Linked DNA regions of Homo sapiens: region 2 is linked to region 1. Evidence: chromatin loops called from intact Hi-C (ENCODE). Cell type or tissue: mammary epithelial cell. All regions are shown on one strand. Each heading gives the region's core, and the rest is flanking DNA. Links, peaks and the distances in the headings are about the cores only. Region 1 overlaps LGALS9 (galectin 9). Region 2 overlaps KSR1 (kinase suppressor of ras 1).

Region 1 (9,412 bases), core at 487-8,486:
CTGGTGGGAAGCCAGGCATCGTCCGCTGGCCCATGTCTAGGACACAGTTGTGTTGAGTGAACTGAATTTTTCCAAGTGTCTGCAGGATGCAACCAGAGTGCACTGCCTTGAACATTAGCTAGAAAGGGGAGCCGCCCTTATCCGTCTTTGCTTTCCCCAAAACTGGAATAAACTTGTCACTTAAGATGTATTGGGGGATGGATGGTGTGGATGAATGGATAAATGGGCATAATGGGCAGAGTGACAGATGGAGAGCTGAATTAATAAGTTAATGAGAGAATGCATTAGCTCACCTGCAACTGTCTGGTTCCAAGTCTGCAAAAGGCACTGGTTGTCATTATTATTGTCATCATTATAGCTAATTATCTCGATTCCAACTACCTCCACCACCATTATTTTGTGGCTGCAATGTACTAACTTGGCACATGCTTTCTCATTTAATTCCCATAACATCCCCACAAGGCAGGCAATACTATCCTTGTTTCACAAAGGTTAAGTAATTGGGATGAGATTCCACAGCTAGTGAGGACACCCAGCCAAGATTTAAACCCAGGTCTGATTGGTTCCAAAGCCTTGCCCCAAATTAAATTGCAACAAAAATTTGACCCCTGCCCACGAGTTGCCGACAGTGGAGGAGGTCACATAAGTTAGATAAATGTACTGGACTGAGTTCCTCCAGGACAGGAACTATTTCTTCTCAAGCTCGGTAGTCTCAGCACCCTGGACAGTGCCTGGCACATGGACTTGTTTGTTGAGTGAGTGAGTGAATGAATGAATGACTACTAGGTTGTGAAAGCCTTTTCCCCCAAAGTGGGGCAGGTGCCCTGAGTCGCTCACATCACCCTCCACTTACTCTCAGAGTACAGCAAGTGGAAGTTCACCAACAGCCTCACGTTCCTGGAGGTGCTGGAGGAGTTTCTGTCCCTGTGGGTGTCTGCTAGCTTCCTGCTCTCCCAGCTCCCCATTCTGAATCCCAGGTTCTACTCCATCAGCTCCTCCTGGGATCACATGCCCATGGAGATCCACCTGACTGTGACCGTGCTCATGTACCACACCCGAGGTGAGCCCAGGGAGGAGGATCTGGAACAGCCGCAGTCTGCCCCTTATTGGGCATCTGTTCATCAACTCAGCCTCAGCTCCCTCATCAGTTCAAGGAGGGAGGGAACACCCACCACCCAGAGTTGTTAACCGTAATAGGAGGCGTGTGGGAGAGATCTGTAGGAACCAGGCACTAAACCAAGCCTTCTGTATGTATATGATCAGTTACATTGTGGGGTAGGCCCTGTGTGCATTTTACAGGTGGCACAGAAAGTCACACTGTTAGTAAGTGGAGAGCAGAGATTCAGACCTGATTAGTCTAACTGCTAAGTCCAAGTCCTCCACCACCCCACTGTTCCACTACTCTTGGGACAATTTAATGAGATCAGACGTGGAGAGCACCCAATGCTTGGTGGGAGGCCAGTGGTTCTTAGTCTTCCTGGTCGTGCAGCCTGAACACAAGGGAGATTCTGCATTGATTGTTCATTCACTTACTCAGCTCATTCAGTGATGGTTTATCTCACACCTCCTCATGCCTGGCACTGGGGTGGGTGTGGAAATACAGCAGACATCAGCCCTGCCCTCAGGGAGCATCTAGAGGCGGCAGTGGAGAGATAGGCATAGAAATAATTAGATTATTCTCATTGTGCTGAAGCCAAGAAGGAAAGGTCAGGGTCACTGAGGGAAGCAAAGTGGGCCGGGGTGGCAGGGGGCGGGGTGATGCTGCCATAGAGCGGGAGGCCAACATCTCGTCCAGGTGGTCTCGGCTCCACCACTGGCCGCTGCCCCCTGCCCTGCCCTCTGTAACTGAGCGTTGCCTGGGTGGGCAAAGCTGGGAGCTGCCCACACTTCTGAGTCCTCTGTCCTCTAGGAAGCACAAACACAGTTTCTAAAAACTGGCCAGAGACTCTGTTTGCCCTGCTAGAGAACAGCCACCCAGACCAGGAGAGGAGAGGCCTACATGTCTTGTGAGAGCAAAATTTAATCCCGAGGAAAACCAGGGGGACCTCTGCAGTTGGTTGGAGGCCTCCTTCAAGTGCTGGGCCATTGTAAGGGGAACAGAACCCAGAGAAACCTCCTGGGTTTCTACAAGCCCGGGAGGGCCCACTGAGGAGGAAAGCAAGGTGCCAGAGCAGGCTGAAATGCGCGGAACTCATCCACCACCCAGGGTTGCTACCAGCAAGGGCCACGCTCATGAGCACGCACAGCAGTAGCCACCCTGAGGGGCCACTTCATGCTGCTGTCAGTGGAGCTCAGTGGTGAGCTGGGAGTGTTCCCGGAGAAAGTCTTTGGAAGGAGCACTGGAGTAGGAGTCAGGGAAGCTGAGCTGTCCACCTGATTCCACCGCGACCTGAGTGACCTTCTCCAAGTCACTTTTCCACTCCGGAACTCAGTTTCTGCTTGGGCAGACGGGACAACCTGCAACCTCTCTAAGTCCCTTTCAACGTTCCTCAGCTCCGCGCTTACAGAGGGTGGATCTCAGAACCAGAACAAACAGCTGCTCATTGAGTCCTGAGAGTGCCTGAGTGGGGGCGTCCAAGGAGGCCGTGGTGTGGGCGGAGCAGCTGGTACAGTTTGCACATGGGCAGTAGGGGACATTGGTCACTTTGTGGTATCGTAGCAGATGGCCAGGGTCCCCTGCACCACGGCGTCTGCAGCACATGGCTCAACAACTGAAGCCTCAAAACCCAGTGCCCTGCTTTGTGCGGAAGTAAGCACCCCTTCCACTCTGTCCCCTGTGGGACCGCCGACCCCTGGGGGTTCCGGGAGGAAAGGGAGGGATCTGGGGTTTAGGTGCCACTCGGGGGCCCCGTGGCCCATAAAGAAGACACTGGGGTCACACTGGTGTGCCTGTCTCTAGCAGGGACAACGATGACAACAGTGCTGGAGGGGCCCAGAGTCCAGTGAGCATGGCCCTTTTTCAGAAGGACCTGGGGGAGGTGCTGGTGCCTGGACAGAAGTGAAGCAGCCTGCAGGACATGGGAAATCAAATAGGAGCTTCTTGTCCTCTCCATCTCCTCACGACCACCCCCCACAGGCCCAGCTCCCCAGCCATCCTGTGTGTGCGTGGGCCTGGGGTGTCTGAGGACTGGCCCCCTCTTCTCCTGTCCTCTTCCGTGTCAGCGGCTTCCACCTCCCCGAGGATCCCTCCCATCCTCGCATCCTTGTCAGGCCTGGCACAGGTATCGCTCCCTTCCACAGTTTCTGGCAGCAGCGGCTCCATGACTCCCAGCGGAAGGGTAAGGCTGGAGGCTTCCCAGGTGGCAGGGGCACCAGGGGCAGCGCCTGCCTAGAATCAGAACCGCAGCCCCACGAACGGTTCCTGGACCTCTCTGGAGGGAAGATCTCCCAAGTTTGCCTCCCTGTGCGGGCCTTTGTGGGTTAGAATGGCCGCCTTCACGTCTCCGGCACCGGAGCCGGGGCTCCCTCTCCTGGTAGTGGGGATAATGGGAAAGTCCTTGCTTTTGAGCTCCGATGGGCTGAGGGAATCCCGCATCTGCATTTTCAGTTGTGTGACTATGGATGAGTGATCTGAATGCCCTGGGCCTCAGTTTCCTCATCTGTAAAGTGGGGATAATGCTATTAACTAGCTAGGATACTTGTGGGAGTTAAGTGAGAATTCCAGTTGGGCTTGGAGCCGTTGCGCCCTCTGGTGGCCAACATGATAACAACAGCCCGGGACTCCCGGCAGTAGTGCTGGAAGGCCGCAGGACCCTGGTCTTCTGGTGCCGCCGCCCAGATGAGGACCGCCACCTACCGGGAGGAGATGCTAGAGATGACCCGGAAGCGGGTGCTGCATGCGGTGCACACGCCTATTCCCTCCTGCCTGGCAAGCTAAGGTAAATGCAGCCTAAAAGCTGGTGAAGCCATTACACACACAGGCTTCAGTATGAGCCCTGGGTCCCCACGGGCCCCTCGCCTCCCTGAGACTTCAGCTCTTGAGCTCTAAAATGCAGGTAGTTCACAACCATCAGAGTGATGCTATGAAGAGCGTTACACCCTCTCATACAGCATAAGCGACAGGCCCGGAGAGGTTCAGGACTAACCTAGGTCACACGCGGGTTAAGCCCAGAGCTTAGCCTGCTGAAGGTCCCCAGCAGGACCCCTGGGACATGCGACTGCCCAGGGAGAGGTGATCCAGGCTGGCTGTGTCAAGCCCAGCAAGACTGGAGGGCGGCCAACGCTTCCACCACGGCCCTCAGACAGGCTCTGCTGCCCCCAGGGCCGCGTTGTCTCCTGAGCCGGAGGTGTCAGAACAGACTCTCGGTCCTCACACATTTGTCCCATCAGGGCACCTCTCGGGTCCAGTGCTCTGTGCCCAGTGCTGGGGCCACTGGGCATCCTGTGTGGAGCAGGAGCAGAGAGTCCCCGACTGACTCCTGGACCTTCTAACTGCGAAGCCCGGGATCCGTACCCTGCAGGGACCTGATGGACAGTCTGCATTGAGAGGCTACCTTTTCCAGAGTATAGACAGAGCCCTGGGCAGGGGGACTGGCTTCACTGATGCTTCTTTGAGGCATGGCAAATTCAGAGACAGTCTGGGATCCCCACTGGATGGTCAGCCCCTCGAGGGCAGGACTGTGTCCAGCATTTATCTCTCTAATCCCAGCCCAGCCCCAGGGGCATCTGTGCGCCTCATCCTAAGCCTGGCCCCATGCAAGGTCCTGGCTGGGAGGGGACTCACTCCTCACCCCTTAGTGCCCTCTCCCCACTTCCCTGAGGACAGCAGGCCTGCCTGCAAGCCTTGTCCCCAGCAGCTGGGGACTGAACCCACCACTTCCTCTGGTTTCAGGTCGATGTTCAGGACATCCTGCAGCAGCAGCTGGCCAGCAAGGTGCTCCGTGTACTCCACGAGGAGCCAGGCCACCTCTATGTTTGCTGGGATATGCGCATGGCCTGGGATGTGGCCCACACCCTGAAGCAGCTGGTGGCTGCCAAGCTGAAATTGAATGAGGAGCAGGTCGAGGACTATTTCTTTCAGCTCAAGGTATAGTAGTGGGTGTGTGGGCTGAAGGTGCCGGCCAAGGGCACAGGCCGTTGGAGCCAGGACCAGGGGTGGCAGGTAGACCCAGGGGAGTCAGGCCCAGAAAAGTTCTGGGCCCCAAGAGAATCTTAGCAGTGGCTGAGATCTGAGCTGGGTGGGCTGTCAGAAGGCCCTACTGCACATCCTGGACCAGTTGGCAGCTTTGAGAAGTCGGGGGAATGTGTTCCATTTTTCCATCTGTAGAATGGGGGCAGGAGAGTCTCCCTGGCCTCTCCCCAAACCCCCCTTTCAGAAAGTATCTGTGTGGCCAAAGCAAGGCTGTGAACACAGGGGAGAGCAAGGCTGCCCCTTGTCAGCCTCGTGTGAACCTCACACTTCTTATTTACACCCAGGCTGGCGTCTGCTCACCCTCATCCCCCCAGCAGGAAGGGCTTGCATTTTATTGATGAAGATAATAGTGATATTTATCAAGGGCTTACACTGGGCATACTACTTGCCAAAGATTCTGCTGTGACATTTTGTTCAGTGCTGCCGAGGATTTTGTGAGGGAGGCACCCCATTTTGCAGAGGGAAGGGGGCCTACGGGGACCACAGCAGTGAATATGAAAGCCTAGAGCTCAGTCTGCCTCTCTGTGGTACCAAAGCCTGTGATTGTCACTTCCATACTCTCCCTAAGACACATTCGTACGTTCAACCAAACATTTTTTGAGCACCTACTATGTGCTAGGGATAGAGCAGTAAATGAATCAGGCAAAAATTCTTTACATTCTACTGGGGCTGACAAACCCAAACAAGGAAGAGCTGTAGTGCTTCAGAGAAAAACAGCAGGAAACAGCCCAGAGAACGCTGGGGAGTGTAATTTTAAATAGGGTGGCCAGGGAAGGCGGAGCTGGAAGGCGGCATCTGAGAATAAACCTGAGATGGTGAGGAGGAGCCCTGTGGATACTGAAGGAAACACTCTGGGCTGTTCTGGAGGGGCAGCAGGTACAAAGGCCCCGGGGGTGGGAGTTAAGCTGGTGTGTTTGAAGAACAGTGAGGAGATAACAGGCATTTCCCCAAATGCGTTGAATGGGTCGGTAGACAGTTGGCATCAAAAAGGTTCCAAGGTCGAATAGCCTGGGACATGCTTAGTTAAGGCAAGGCAAACACGTTGCTTTACTACAAGACTTCTGGAAGCCTTCAGCATGCTGCTGCTCATCAGGACCCTTCAAGGCTGGAAGGAAAGAAAGGATGTGGCATTTCCCAAACATATTTATCTCAGAGCTCACACCTCCTGGAGTATCTTGGGTGGGGGATGAGTGCTGGGCAGGAAATGGGTATGCTAAGTAAAGCTTTGGAGATGGTTAGAGGGCCCGCACCAGAGCAGGTGCTGAGGGCCGTTAGAGTCTAAACCAGATTCAAGCACAATCTTAGTATGACAGTTGGGAAGACAGATGGCTCATGGAGGTCCATGTGATAGGGAAGCTGGGCAACCCCGGGGGCTCATCCCAGCCTGGACTTGACACTTTGGTCTCTGTTTCCACCTAAAAGAGCCAGAAGTGCTATCACGAAGATATCTTTGGTGCTGTATTTCCCTACAAGCAGACAAGGCGGCAGTGCAGCCCAGGAGCCTGGAGATGTCAGCGCTCTGACGGCCCGTAGGAGGGGTTAAAGCTGCCGGCACAGAACTTAACCACGGAGCCAGCTCTGCATTATCCGAGGTCACAGGGCCTGGGGAGATGGAGGAAAGTGATATCCCCCAGCCTCACATCTTATTTTTTCACTTCATTCCCCATCAAGCCCTTTACTTGACCTCCTACCAAGTAGCACCCTGGATTGATCAGAGCCTCCTCTCTCAAGCTGGGGCCTTCCTGGTCCCTTGGAGACGAAATCTTCAACGCCAGGCCTGGCAAGTGGGTGAAAGATGGAACCCGCTGCTGAGTGCACCACTTCAAGTGACCACCAGGAGGTGCTGTCACACCACTGTGTATTTAACTGCCTTGTGTACAGTTATTTATGCCTCTGTATTTAAAAAACTAACACCCAGTCTGTTCCCAACGGCCACTTGGGTCTTCCCTGTATGATTCCTTGATGGAGATATTTACATGAATTGCATTTTACTTTAATCACACTGTATGTGTGTGTGGCGGGGGAGGGGGGTTGGGGGCTGTTTTGTAGGGAATGTGGCCCTCAGTTATACAGAGTGGGGAGCTGGTGGGTGTCGCAGCCTGGACAGATCCCCCACAGAGGGACAACCCAGGCAGGCCATGGCTCCTCTGAAATGGCTGCCAGGTGTGACAGCAGAAGATGGAGCTTCGTTGCTTGTCCAAAGACCTGTGGTAGGGCAGGGGGCACAGGCCTGCCTCCCTCACAAAGGATCTGAAACGGGGTCTGGCGTGGGTGGGATTCTCACATGAGGCCAGCGCTTCTGGGAAGGCCTTGAGCTTCTTCTTAGACACTGTCTTAGCGTTTTGCTCTGGGGCCACCTGTCCCATGTGAGTTTGTCTCATACGGATGTGGTCCCTGGGAAGGCAACATGTCGAGGCAAGTGTGGGCCACAGCATCCTCGTCTGAGGGATTGGGGACCCTCCCGGGTTTGGAGCTGGCCAAGGAAGGCTTCTTAAGAGACTGAGCCCCATTTCCTTCTCCTGGTCAGAACCAAGGAAGGAGCTCAGCAGGGGACGCTGGGGTCCTAGCAACACACGGCTCCCAGCTCGGGTTTGGTGTCTGCCTCCTGGCCGCCCTAGCCGACTTCGCCCCTCTCTCTCCCCTCCCTCTTCTAGCAGCAGAGTCTCAGGTGGCAGGAGAAGGTGTAGTGTCAACCTCAGGCTCCAGAAAAGCTCTGTGCCCTGCGCGACAGCCGTGCATCTCAGCAACACAGCCAGGAGTCCGCTCCCGGACCGGGGCTTCTCAGGTTTGTGTTTTTGTTGTTGTTGTTGTTTTGTTTTGTTTTTAATTTTGAGACGGAATTTCACTCTTGTCACCCAGGCTGGAGTGCAATGGCGCATTATTGGCTCAATGCAACATCTGCCTCCTGGGTTCAAGCGATTCTCCCCCCTCAGCCTCCCGAGTAGCTGGGATTACAGGTGCCCGCCACCACACCCGGCTACTTTTTTTAAATTATTATTATTTTTAGTAGAGACGGGGTTTTGTCATGTTAGCCAGACTGGTCACAAACTCCAGACCTCAGATGATCTGCCTGTCTCGGCCTCCCAAAGTGCTGGGATTACAGGCGTGAGCCACCATGCCCAGCCGGCTTCTCAGCTTTAATGTGTGTGTCTCACCTGGGGTGTTGTGAAAACGAAGGCTCTGATCTCTCAGGTAGGTATGTGTGTGTGTCACGGGGCAGGGGGGCGGTGCGCGGGATGCCGCGTTTCCAACAAGCTCCCAGTTGCTGCTGGTGCTGCCAGCTCCGAGGACTACACTGGGGCCTGAGGAACTGGATTCTTGCTGAGCCAAGCAGGATGTGTTGGCATCACGTGGACGCGGAGCTGGGCTGTTGGGCAGTGGCCCAGTGGCTGGCAGAACCCCACACATGAACACTGAGCCACTTTTCCCACGCAAGCCCTAACCCCTAATGCCGGGGAGACCCACAATGGAACACACACCCAGACGGTGCTTCGGATCAGCTTCTCCTGACCCCCCTCCCCAAGCCACCTCCTCCCACTGGGACGCCAGGTCTGAGGAGGCAGCTCTGACCCTGCTGTGGCCCTCACAGGCTCTGCCCCAGCCCCTCTCCCATCTCGGAGGCATGGGGCTGTTTCCTGGTGTCCCCCATTACCACCCTTCCTGTGTCCGAGACTCCTGCCCAAAAGGCTAGAGCCCCAGCCTGCTTTCTCCAACACCCTCGTGGGATTTGCAAGAGACCCTCTGGGAGGAGGTGTGAGGTCAGGACCCCCTGCCCAAAGGGAGTCCATGCTTTCCCATCCCACTCCTCTCAGCAGCACCCCCGCCCGATTCCACAGACTCCAAAATGTCTCCAAATGAATTAAAGAAGCCATGGTCAACCCACATGAATGTGCCAACAAGCATTTTCATTTCTTTATTTTAAGGACACTGGGAAAGGAGCCAGTCCTCTGAAGAGAACACTCTGGTCAGGTGGTGGAGGCCAGTGGGAAGCCATCAGGCCTGCTTTCCAGGAGGGGTGAAGGGTTGGTGCACGGTGCAAGGTGAGAGTGAGGTTAAAGGTCAGAGAGGAGGGGCTGAGGAGGCCACCTCCCACCAGGAGCAGACAGCTGGTGGCTTGGGACTGGGGTGGAGCTGCGTGGGGGATGGGAGGGGACTGAGCATGGGGCTTCATCTTCACTGCCCACTCCTCCCCTCTCCCTGGCTGTGCCTGCCTCCTGGGATGGTAGGATTCCAGCAGCTGGAGCCCCAGGTGCTGCTGCGGCTGAGGAAGGCAATCCCCGT
Region 2 (9,412 bases), core at 916-8,915, 160 kb after region 1:
CCCTGGCTTACTTGACTTCTAATTCCATTTTTTCATAGAAGTCCTCAAAACCTAACTCAGATCTGAGGGTTCCTCTGCAGCTGCACTCATTTCTTTCAGTGCCTCATGCCGCCCTTTGCTTCTTCCTCAAAGCATTCCCACATGTTCGTTAAAGTTTCCCTAAGAGTCTCCATCAAAGCCAGTGAGTCTCCACCTGCCCACACAACCGCATCACCTGAGGCGCATTTTAAAAATTCCAATGCCCAGGCCCCACCCCAAGATTCCAGTGGGGCTTTGCTAGGGTGGGATCCAGGCCTCAATAGCTTTAACAGTCTCCAGGAAATTCTAATGGCAGCCAGGGCTGGGACTCACAACCTGGGCCACGATCTCAAACACTAGTGTTATCGGGATCACCCTGGGAGAAACAGCGCACAGAGGCCTAGCTGGGTGCAGCAGGGTGGGTCCTCCATCTTCTATAAGCTTCCCCAAGCAATGCTGACAATGACAAAAGTTTGAGAACCACTGGACTGTCCGGAAAGTGGGAGAATTTGAAAAGGAGATTTTCCCCATTGGGCTTTTTACTTGGAAACTCCTGAGCTGTTTCCCTGTGGTTGAAATTATCTAAATAGAATTGTCACATCAAGTTGTGTGTAAGTAGAGTTGGTTGGTCAAGAGCCTTTTTTTTTTTTTTTTTTTTGAGACTGAGTCTCACTCTATTGCCCAGGCTGGAGTGCAGTGGTGCAATCTCGGCTCACTGCACCCTCCGCCCCTCTGCCTCCCGAGTTCATGCCATTCTCCTGCCTCAGCCTCCCGAGTAGCTGGGACCACAGGCGCCCGCCACCACACTCGGCTAAATTTTGTATTTTCAGTAGAGACGGGGTTTCACCATGTTGGCCAGGCTGGTCTCGAACTCCTGACCTCAAGTGATCCATCTGCCTCAGCCTCCCAAAGTGCTGGAATTACAGGCATAAGCCACCGCTCCCAGCCTCAAGAGGCATTTTTAAGGGTAAAATATTACTGCTACTGAAGGAAAAAACAGTATGCACATGCACACACACTCCTCATTTTTGCAGCAAAACCTGTACAAACCTGCCTGCCCATCCCGGAAAGAAACTGCCACCGTGACGGTCTTGCTGTGCACGCACTGACTCTGCCAGACTTTCCAGTAAGATCTCTTTCTCAGTCACTCCTGGAGCTTCCTCACCAATACTGCTGGCCCTCCTTGCTGCACATGTGTTGCTGCAGCCAAACAGGGTTTCTCAAACATGGGCTGTTCATCAAGTCTGGCATATGCCACCAGTACTATTATTTAATATTTTCTCTTAAATCTACTCACTTTTTAAAAAAGAAACTATCTCATTGCCATAAAGGAGACACTAGTATCTGTGCCATACAGAAGATTTCCATAAAAACAAGCATAACTGAAACAAAACAACATTATTATATATTTGGGGCCCCACTGCCTGCAGAAGGCCGGGATCCTGCGGCCTGTTTCCTCCTGGTCCCACTCCTTGCTTTTTAGAAAGGGAGGTCACATTCAGACTTTCTCCTAGAGGCCATTCAAGGACTGAAAGGGGGCTGTAAGGAGACATCTTCTTCATTATGGGGTTTACAGTAATTAATGCAGCCACATCTGGGCACCATCCTTGTCCCAGGACATTTTCCAGAAAGGACTGCAGTACCGACAAGTGAAAGTCACTGGGACAGCTGGTCCCACGATAAGAGGATGAAGCCCACCCTGGCACTGGTTATTCAATCTTCCCCAGCTTCAGCCTCTGTTTCTCTGTATGGAGTTTAAGGTCCTTCACTCACCATCTGGAAGAATGAAATGGGTTACCGATAACATAAACCGCAAGCCCTTTTTGGGAACGTCTGCTGTCTCATATCGCAAAGAGGTGGAAATGAAAGAGCTGAAGACCAAATATCTGCTCATCTGCTGACTTTAATGAGCAGCTCCGCATTCTCCTGCCCAACAGGGAAGGAGGAAAAGCCCACTTACTGCTGCCCCTAGAAAACACCAGAGCAGGAAGGGTCGGATGCTTTCTGCTTACGCAAAAAGAAAGACAAATGTGAGCTTTTAAAACTGAGTGCAATTGATGAAAGCTGAACCTCAGAGTTCTAACCTGCTGGCCCACACTCTCATCTCAGAGGAGGACACGGCAGGGCTGTGGCTGCTAGCAAATTCACTAGCACACGGCCAGCCCCTCGGTATCCCTCCAAGACAGTTTCCATCTTCACTCGGCCTGAAAAGCTAACAGAAGTAAGAGGCCCTGCGTTTGGCAGGTGGCTGCAAATCCTGAGGGCCACTGCCACTGCCTGGCTTGAATGAAGGCTCAGGGCTTAATCATTAACCTGAGATCCCCCAGGATCCCCTTGCTGGTTACCATGGCACATGCAAATTTCCCACAGTCCCAACCCAATTCCTGCGTTCTCAGATTCTCGCTCTGGGGCACAGGAGGCCCAGCTAGGCAAGAAGACCACATGGGGGCCTCCCTTCTGTTGGAAGGGAGGGGAGAGGTGAGGAAAGAGGACCAGAAAATCTGGCTGAGACATATTTCAAATACTTAAAATCAGGCAGAATCAGCCAGCAAGGTGAACAAAATAGAGAAAGGGGGCGGCAAATTATCTAGGTTTTTCTATTCAACTCATGAGTTTCAGGGTTTCTAATTTTAGGGGAAATTGGAGTTTCTATGGCACTCTTATGCCTTCCTCCCTTGCCCCCATCTTATTAAGTGTAATTAGAGACAAACAAAAGCAGCATCATGGCTCTCTCCAGTCACATCTGGGTGGCTGGAGATGAGGCATCTCCCTTAGGCAAACACAAAAACGCCACCCGGGGCCTCACTCTCTTACTCAAAATAAGACTTGTTTCACACTGCAGTTATTAAAGAAGAAACAGGCCTATCCCAGGAACTTGGCCAAAAGAGATTCATAATGCTGGGCCTGACCACTGGCCCATGAGGTCCCAACAAGCCAGATCTTGCGGCGGCTCATGGAGTAGGGGGCAGAACTCAAAACGTTCCAGAAGCACTTACTATCTGCCTGCATAAAGACCCAACCCTAAAGGAGGCTTATGCGCAGTACCATCTCGTCTCTTCTTGGAAGGAAGCACTTTCCAAACTGTTCCCTCTGAGAGCCTAGGGGCAACACTCAAATTTTACCAATTATAATAAGCAAATATGATCCAACTTAAAAAAAATGATTCCAGGCTTTGAAAAGCATGTTTGCACCTGATCAATGACAGCTACAAGTAAACTGAACTGACTGTAGACCCGCCATCAACTCAGGTTCCACAGGGACTGCATGATCGATGAAGCAATGAATGCTCTGTGAGAGCTCGCCCTGTTATTCTGAAATCACAGTGATTAAAATACCCACTTGGCAGTCATGTGTTACCTGGTAGAGACAGCCTTACTGGACAACATTGCTCACAGATTTCAGAGCTGGAAGGGACACGAGAAATGATCTCCAAGCCTCCCTCCTGTCGCCCAACTCCACCTTTGGGGCAGATCAGGGGGCTATATCCCAAGGATACTAAGGGACTGGGCCTAAGTCATCATCGGGGCAGACATGTCCTCCAAGTCCTGGCCCAGGTTGTCCAATGCACCTCACCTCCTCTGTGTGAGGGGTCCCTTGGACTTTTCTTGAGTTAAATAAACACCCACAGTCACACTCACACACAGAGCCTTGTATAAAGACAAGCACACATATAAACTATGCTTTTCTGCCTCCCAAGATGTTGGACAAGGCCAGGAAAGTGCGAGATCAGTATTAGAGGGCTCAGGGGAGGAGGAGAGGAGCAGCCGCTGCATATACCCCCAGAACCCTGTACCACTGAGGCGTGCATTCTTTCAGAAGCCCACAAGCTCCTGTCCTGCTAAAATCAAGTCTGATTTCTCAAGCTTCCTTCCCTGCCCAATGGGTAAGGGCAGAAACCACCTCCTGTGCTGTGCAGAACTCACACCCACTCTGCACACCTGAAGCAGAGCCCTGCCCAGCCGCCCGGCTTACCAGCTGTGCCCACCTGGAACCCGCACTGCCCGGGAGCCCCTTCCCTCTGCCTCTCCAGTCACTGAATGGGAGCAGGATCACCTGGGGCACTTGCTTATGGGCTGAGCCCAGGGACACTGACAGGGCCGCCTCCCAGGCACAGGGAGCCACCCAGCAGGCCACACTGAGTCAGCGGCCAGGGTCCAAAATTTGCTTCCTGGAGAACTTGGAAGGGACACCGCCCAATGGCACTCTCAGAGAAGCTTTCATTCTCACGACGTCAATGCTGAGAGGACTGCCAGGCTGATTGGGAAACAGCTCCATCAAGATTTTTTGTCTAGTTGGTTTTTAAACTGCACAAATGCCAGAAATCTCCTTCCTGCTCTCTACTGCTTTTAAATGTAAATCGAAAGACCTGTTCGTACTTGTCCCCGGAATCCCTAATATCGGTCCCTCTATTAGTCTCTGGGGAAACATTAACTCTGTTGAAGTCGAGGCAGAGGGGGCTGACACCCTGGGTCCATTTAAGGCACTGACCAGGCACGTGACCCTGGGTAAATCTGCCCCTTTCACTGGCTCTTTAAATGCAGCGGAAAAATACATTCTAGTTAATCTCACTCAGAGGCAAGCTTCCCAGTTACTGCCACCTGCTGTTCCCTTCCTTCCTTCCCACAGGCCTGAATGCTCACCTGCTTGGACTGCAAGACAAAACTGCACTTTACACATCTCTAATCTGGGTGCTTGCCCGCCTCTCCAGGAATAATTCCAGATACTCCACATATAGAATTACGCAACCACACGGCATTTCTCCTGCAAATTTCAAGTCTTTAAGGGCCATAAAAAAAATCATCTCCACTTTTTGTTCCTGGAAGCTCTTTGTAATTTTTTTTTTTAACCTGCTGTCAGACAGCGGAGTGGGAGAAGGAGACTTCTTCTGAATTCACAGAGACTCCCCAAGCATTTCTGGGCCTCTGCTCCAAACCACTGTGGACATGAAAGGCGGACATTGATGACAGCTGCTACAAACCACCTCAGCGTCCCCAAGTTTCTCTCTGGCCAGAGAGAGGAAGAAGTGGTGGAAAGTCCAGCCAATCACACCACAAAATGGGAGCCTCAGGTGCCTCAAATTAAAGGGAGTAAATTCAACAGCTAAACCTCCAAGGCTGAGGCAGAGGTTGTTTTGCTTTTTAAATTTTTCCCAGCAGCAGGCAAAAATCTCCAGCTCTGCTACTGAATATAACCAGTGCAATTTCCAATGGTCTCACGACCCCATTATTTCCTTTTCAGTGCCCCTCCCTCTCCACCATACCCCATAATTACAGAGAGTTTAGGGCTGGGCTTTTTCATGATGCTGCTTCTTTACACTCACGACAACACAGAAGGAAAGGTTATTTAAATCTGAGTTGGAAGGGTAAAATCAGCATTGTTAAAAGGGCAGATTAAGAACACATTTCCCTGGGTTTTAGGTAATTCAAGGTCACTTGCAATAAGCAAGACAGAAATGGAATCATCAGGCACACATGGGCAGTGGGGTCTACCGAGCACCACGGGGCAGGGTCACACAGGCCATAAACATTATACGGAGCTGATCGTTAATGTCTCTGACTTAAAAAATCTGCCCTGTTAAAGAATTCAAGGGCATGATTTCCTGCCTGACCCCGGTGTTTCACAGCCTTTGCCTCAGAATTGGAGCCCTTCCTGGTCCTCCAAAGCCCTCTCTGTCCTGAAAAGCAAGCTTACATTAATAACTAAGACTGAGGACTCCAGCTTCAGCATTTACTAACTGGGTGACCTTGGGAACATCATTCAACTTCACAAAGCCTCACTTTCTTCATTTATATGTATAAAGTGTGGATAATAATAGTCCCTTATTGCTTCATAGGGTTTCACGAGGATTAAAGGAGACTGGGGTTATCATGTACCTCACATAGTAAATTGCTCCATAAATGATCATCATCAGCAGAATGATGAAGGAACACACACTGCTTTGGGAAAGGCTGGCAATCCCAGTGCCAATGCTTTCTATGAAGTGGCATCTATAAAGTAAGATCATTCCCATTTCCCTCCCCGCATGGAATATATTTCCAGCAAAGACAAAAAGTAAGGCTGGGAATGCCAAGTACTAAGTGTATAACACCATTTAATGAGCACCTACCATGTGCCAGGAATTCAACCATGTTTTCACAAATCCTCATTACCCTGCAAGACAAATCCTGTTAGCCCCATTTTGTACATGGGGAACTCGGGCTCAAAATAAGTCCCACCTCCTCCCTATTCCAAGCCAACATCTATGGGCAGACAAGAGACAAGTCAACATCCACAGGTCTGCTTGGTGGCCAGCATGAAGGGATGGATGCCTCGAATTCCGGGGCTTTATCTAACTCATGGCTGCCTCCCTGCAAACAGCAAGTAGGGGCATATTACTCACAGAACATTCTAGAGCTGTGGAAGTCCACAGGACTCACCTCTTTTGATCCCCTGAGTTGGGAATGTTAGAAACTCAGCCCAAGCAAGGGAAGGGAAGCAGCTTGTCCAAGGTCACATGGCAGCTCAGACACAGAGCTGACATTTGGGCTCAGGTCTATTGACTCTCGAGGAAGATCTTGCCTATGGATGCCTGATCATTCCTAGAAAGGAATTCACGGGCACAAGAAACGAGCAGGTGTAACTTTGAACAGACCCAGTTTCAGAGCTCTGCAAAGGTGAGTTGAGGAGACTCCTGCCTTCCTCCCTCCCAAGTCTGACGGGAAAGCAAGGTCAACATGTGCTGGGTGGGCTGCCTCCAGCTTTGCTCACCCCTGAACCACAGCCTCTAAATGAACAGTGTTTAAAATTACTTTCCTAGAGCCTTCATGAATTTCTATTTTGAAGCCACCCACTCGTATCTGCTACACACACTCTCCTCGTCTCCTCCCTCCTCCCACCTCCCAACGTGCAACTAATCTGCTTGTCAGTACCGTCTGTCTCCAGCAAAGGCGTCCCATCAGGTGACTGACCCCTGTAAGTAATTAAAGAATGATCCCACAGCCTTGGTGGAGGCCGACGGAGAGAAGGGTGACTGGTTAAATTAGACATGGGAGGGAGGCAGGCGCTGCTCACAGCCTACCAACTGCTCCCTTAACAGATGGTGAGCAGAGTATAGCAGGAGTGTAGCCCTGGAGCCAGCCTGTGAGGGCAAAAACAAGGCAGGAGCAAGGGGCCTCCCAGCAGACTAACTTCAGTCGGAGCCCCTGAGCTCTCCTGCTGCACACACTAAACAGCCGGCCACTTCCCCACACAGACCTGGGCGACCCTGGGCAAATCCACCGCCCCCTTGTGAGTCATTTTCTCACCTCTATGATGACCAGCATACTTTTATTTCCCTTCCTTTTTAATTTGAAAGAAAACACCAACTAGGAAATAAATTACACAAAGTACCACCCTTTGTGGACAGGGGAAAACTATAAAGTAAAAAACACCAGTTTCCCCTCTATCCCCCCAAGTAAGTACTATTAGGAGTTTGGTCTGTAGCCTTCCCAGCTGGTTCCTAAAGTAATGAGCATTAGAGTGTTTTGTGGCCAGGCACAGTGGCTCGTGCCTGTAATCCCAGCACTTTGGGAGGCCAAGACACAAGGATCACTTGAGGTCAGGAGTTCAAGACCAGCCTGGGCAAGAAAGCGAGACATTCCACCCCCGCCCCTACCCCACCCCCAACACACACACACACACACACACACACACACACACACACACACACACACCACTAACAAAAAATTAGCCAGGATTGGTGGCATGAGCCTATAGTCCCACCTACTCAGGAGACCAAGGCCAGAGGATCACTTGAGCCCAGGAGTTTGAGGCTACCGTGAGCTAGTATCATGCCACTATACTTGCTCCAGCCTGGGCGACAGAATGAGACTCCACCTCTAAAAAAATAAACATAAAAATTAGAGTGCTTTGTGTATCTGTGTGTATATGTGTGTATGTGTGTGTATAGATACACACACAGTTATAGATACATATACATATGGTTTTTTAAAAGAAGGATCATACTATATATATTGTTCTGCATCTTGAATATATCACGAAAATCTGTCCAAGACAGTCCATAGATCTACTTTGTCCCTTTTATGGTTACCTAAGCAAGTTCAAAATTGACTCAGCCTTTCCCCTGTTACTGGACATTTAGGTGTCTCTAACCCTTTACACAATGAACAACCTTGTACTTATGCTTGTATGTGTACAGCCTATCGTTTCTATAGGTGTCAGAGTCCCACAAGTGAGATTGCTGAATCCTAAGGAACATACATTTTCAATTTCAATAATGATGGTAATTTACAGGGGTCAGCTGCCTAAGGGTAATACTATCAATTACCGTCCAAAAAGGCAGTACCTATTTGTACAACTCAATTATGTATTAGAGTTGCAAACTGCTCCCTGGACCACAAGAATGAGGCTCAGGAAGCCAGCAGGAAGACCCCCCAGGTCTTTGCTGCCTACATTCTGTAACCCCCACCCCTGATCCTCCTACCAGTACAGCTTCCATTTCACCTTATTTATACATTGGCTTTCCATGTAAGATTTCACTCGGGAAAAAAAGGGGGATTGCTCTGGCGAAGGTTTTTGAAAACCACAGGATGAACTCTAAGGTTCCGTTCATCTTCATTCTTTAACAATGGGGAAGATAAAATGGTTTTATGTAAAAATAACTTTCTCATAATTTTACAACAAAACCTTATTTTCCATGATAAATGAGATAGTCTGCTGTGGTCTTTTACAGTAAGTATCAACAAAACCACCTCATATAATAGCTAGCATTTACATAACATTTACTATATGCTTAACTTTTTAAGGATAATCCCATTTGATCCTCTCAACAGCCCCCTTGTACAAATGCAGAAACGGAGACTTAGAAGTTATTTCTGTAAGGTCCCACCAGGATGCTGATAACAGGTAGAGAGGAATGGACCTGGGCAATCCATCCCAGAGTCCACACACTTGCCCGACACCTTACCATCTTCCAGTGAAGGGTCTGAGCACACACACAGGTATACACACATGCACACACACAATGCTTCCAGATCTTGGCCTGTTGGCCTCTTTGAACCAATTGTATGCAACAAGCTTCTGGGTCAGCCCTTTCTGCCCAGATTGGTGAAGCAAGGAAACACTGTCATTTTTGAGAACGCAGCTGCCCCTCCTTTTCTCCCTGCGGACCTCCCAGCCACCTCCCAACCCCTGGGCCCCCATCTTCCCTACTGTGGATTCTTCATGACCTCCTCCTGGGCAGATCTGGTCTCATTTCACAGCCACACACCTGAATGAGGAGGCAGTGAGGATACCAAGAAGAGCAGCCCCACAGGGGAGAGAAGAAGCAAAAGCAGGCTAGGGCCCCAACCTCCAATTCACTGTCTCTGACTTTCACTCTACTGCCCCCAAATCTCATTCAGATGGGGGAGAAAGA

What was found. A loop is a pair of places that touch in the nucleus more often than their neighbours do. Peaks named below come from ENCODE experiments on the same cell type or tissue, not always from the same donor. Only the 100,000 strongest peaks of a DNase experiment are listed, where the experiment ranks them.
Region 2: a loop joins it to region 1, with 7 times the contacts of the local background. A loop is called at or near these places in 2 of 110 quality-filtered maps.

The regions. Positions count from the first base shown.
Region 1 is chr17:27,649,164-27,658,575 of GRCh38, reverse strand. LGALS9 (galectin 9) reads right to left here. Exons shown (of 11, transcript NM_009587.3): 11 at 9,016-9,412. It also overlaps the pseudogene NOS2P1. Among named protein-coding and RNA genes, the nearest start is that of LGALS9, 23 kb to the right of the region's middle. In mammary epithelial cell, for the core only: CTCF peaks have their summits at 3,481 (motif pointing left), 3,682 (motif pointing left) and 6,951 (motif pointing right); no DNase peak of the experiment used is centred there.
Region 2 is chr17:27,489,602-27,499,013 of GRCh38, reverse strand. The region is part of intron 1 of KSR1 (kinase suppressor of ras 1); the gene reads right to left. Among named protein-coding and RNA genes, the nearest start is that of KSR1, 38 kb to the right of the region's middle. RefSeq lists enhancers at 2,201-2,250, 2,991-3,060. In mammary epithelial cell, for the core only: a CTCF peak has its summit at 4,630 (motif pointing left); a DNase peak (open chromatin) is centred at 1,113; H3K4me3 peaks cover 649 bases.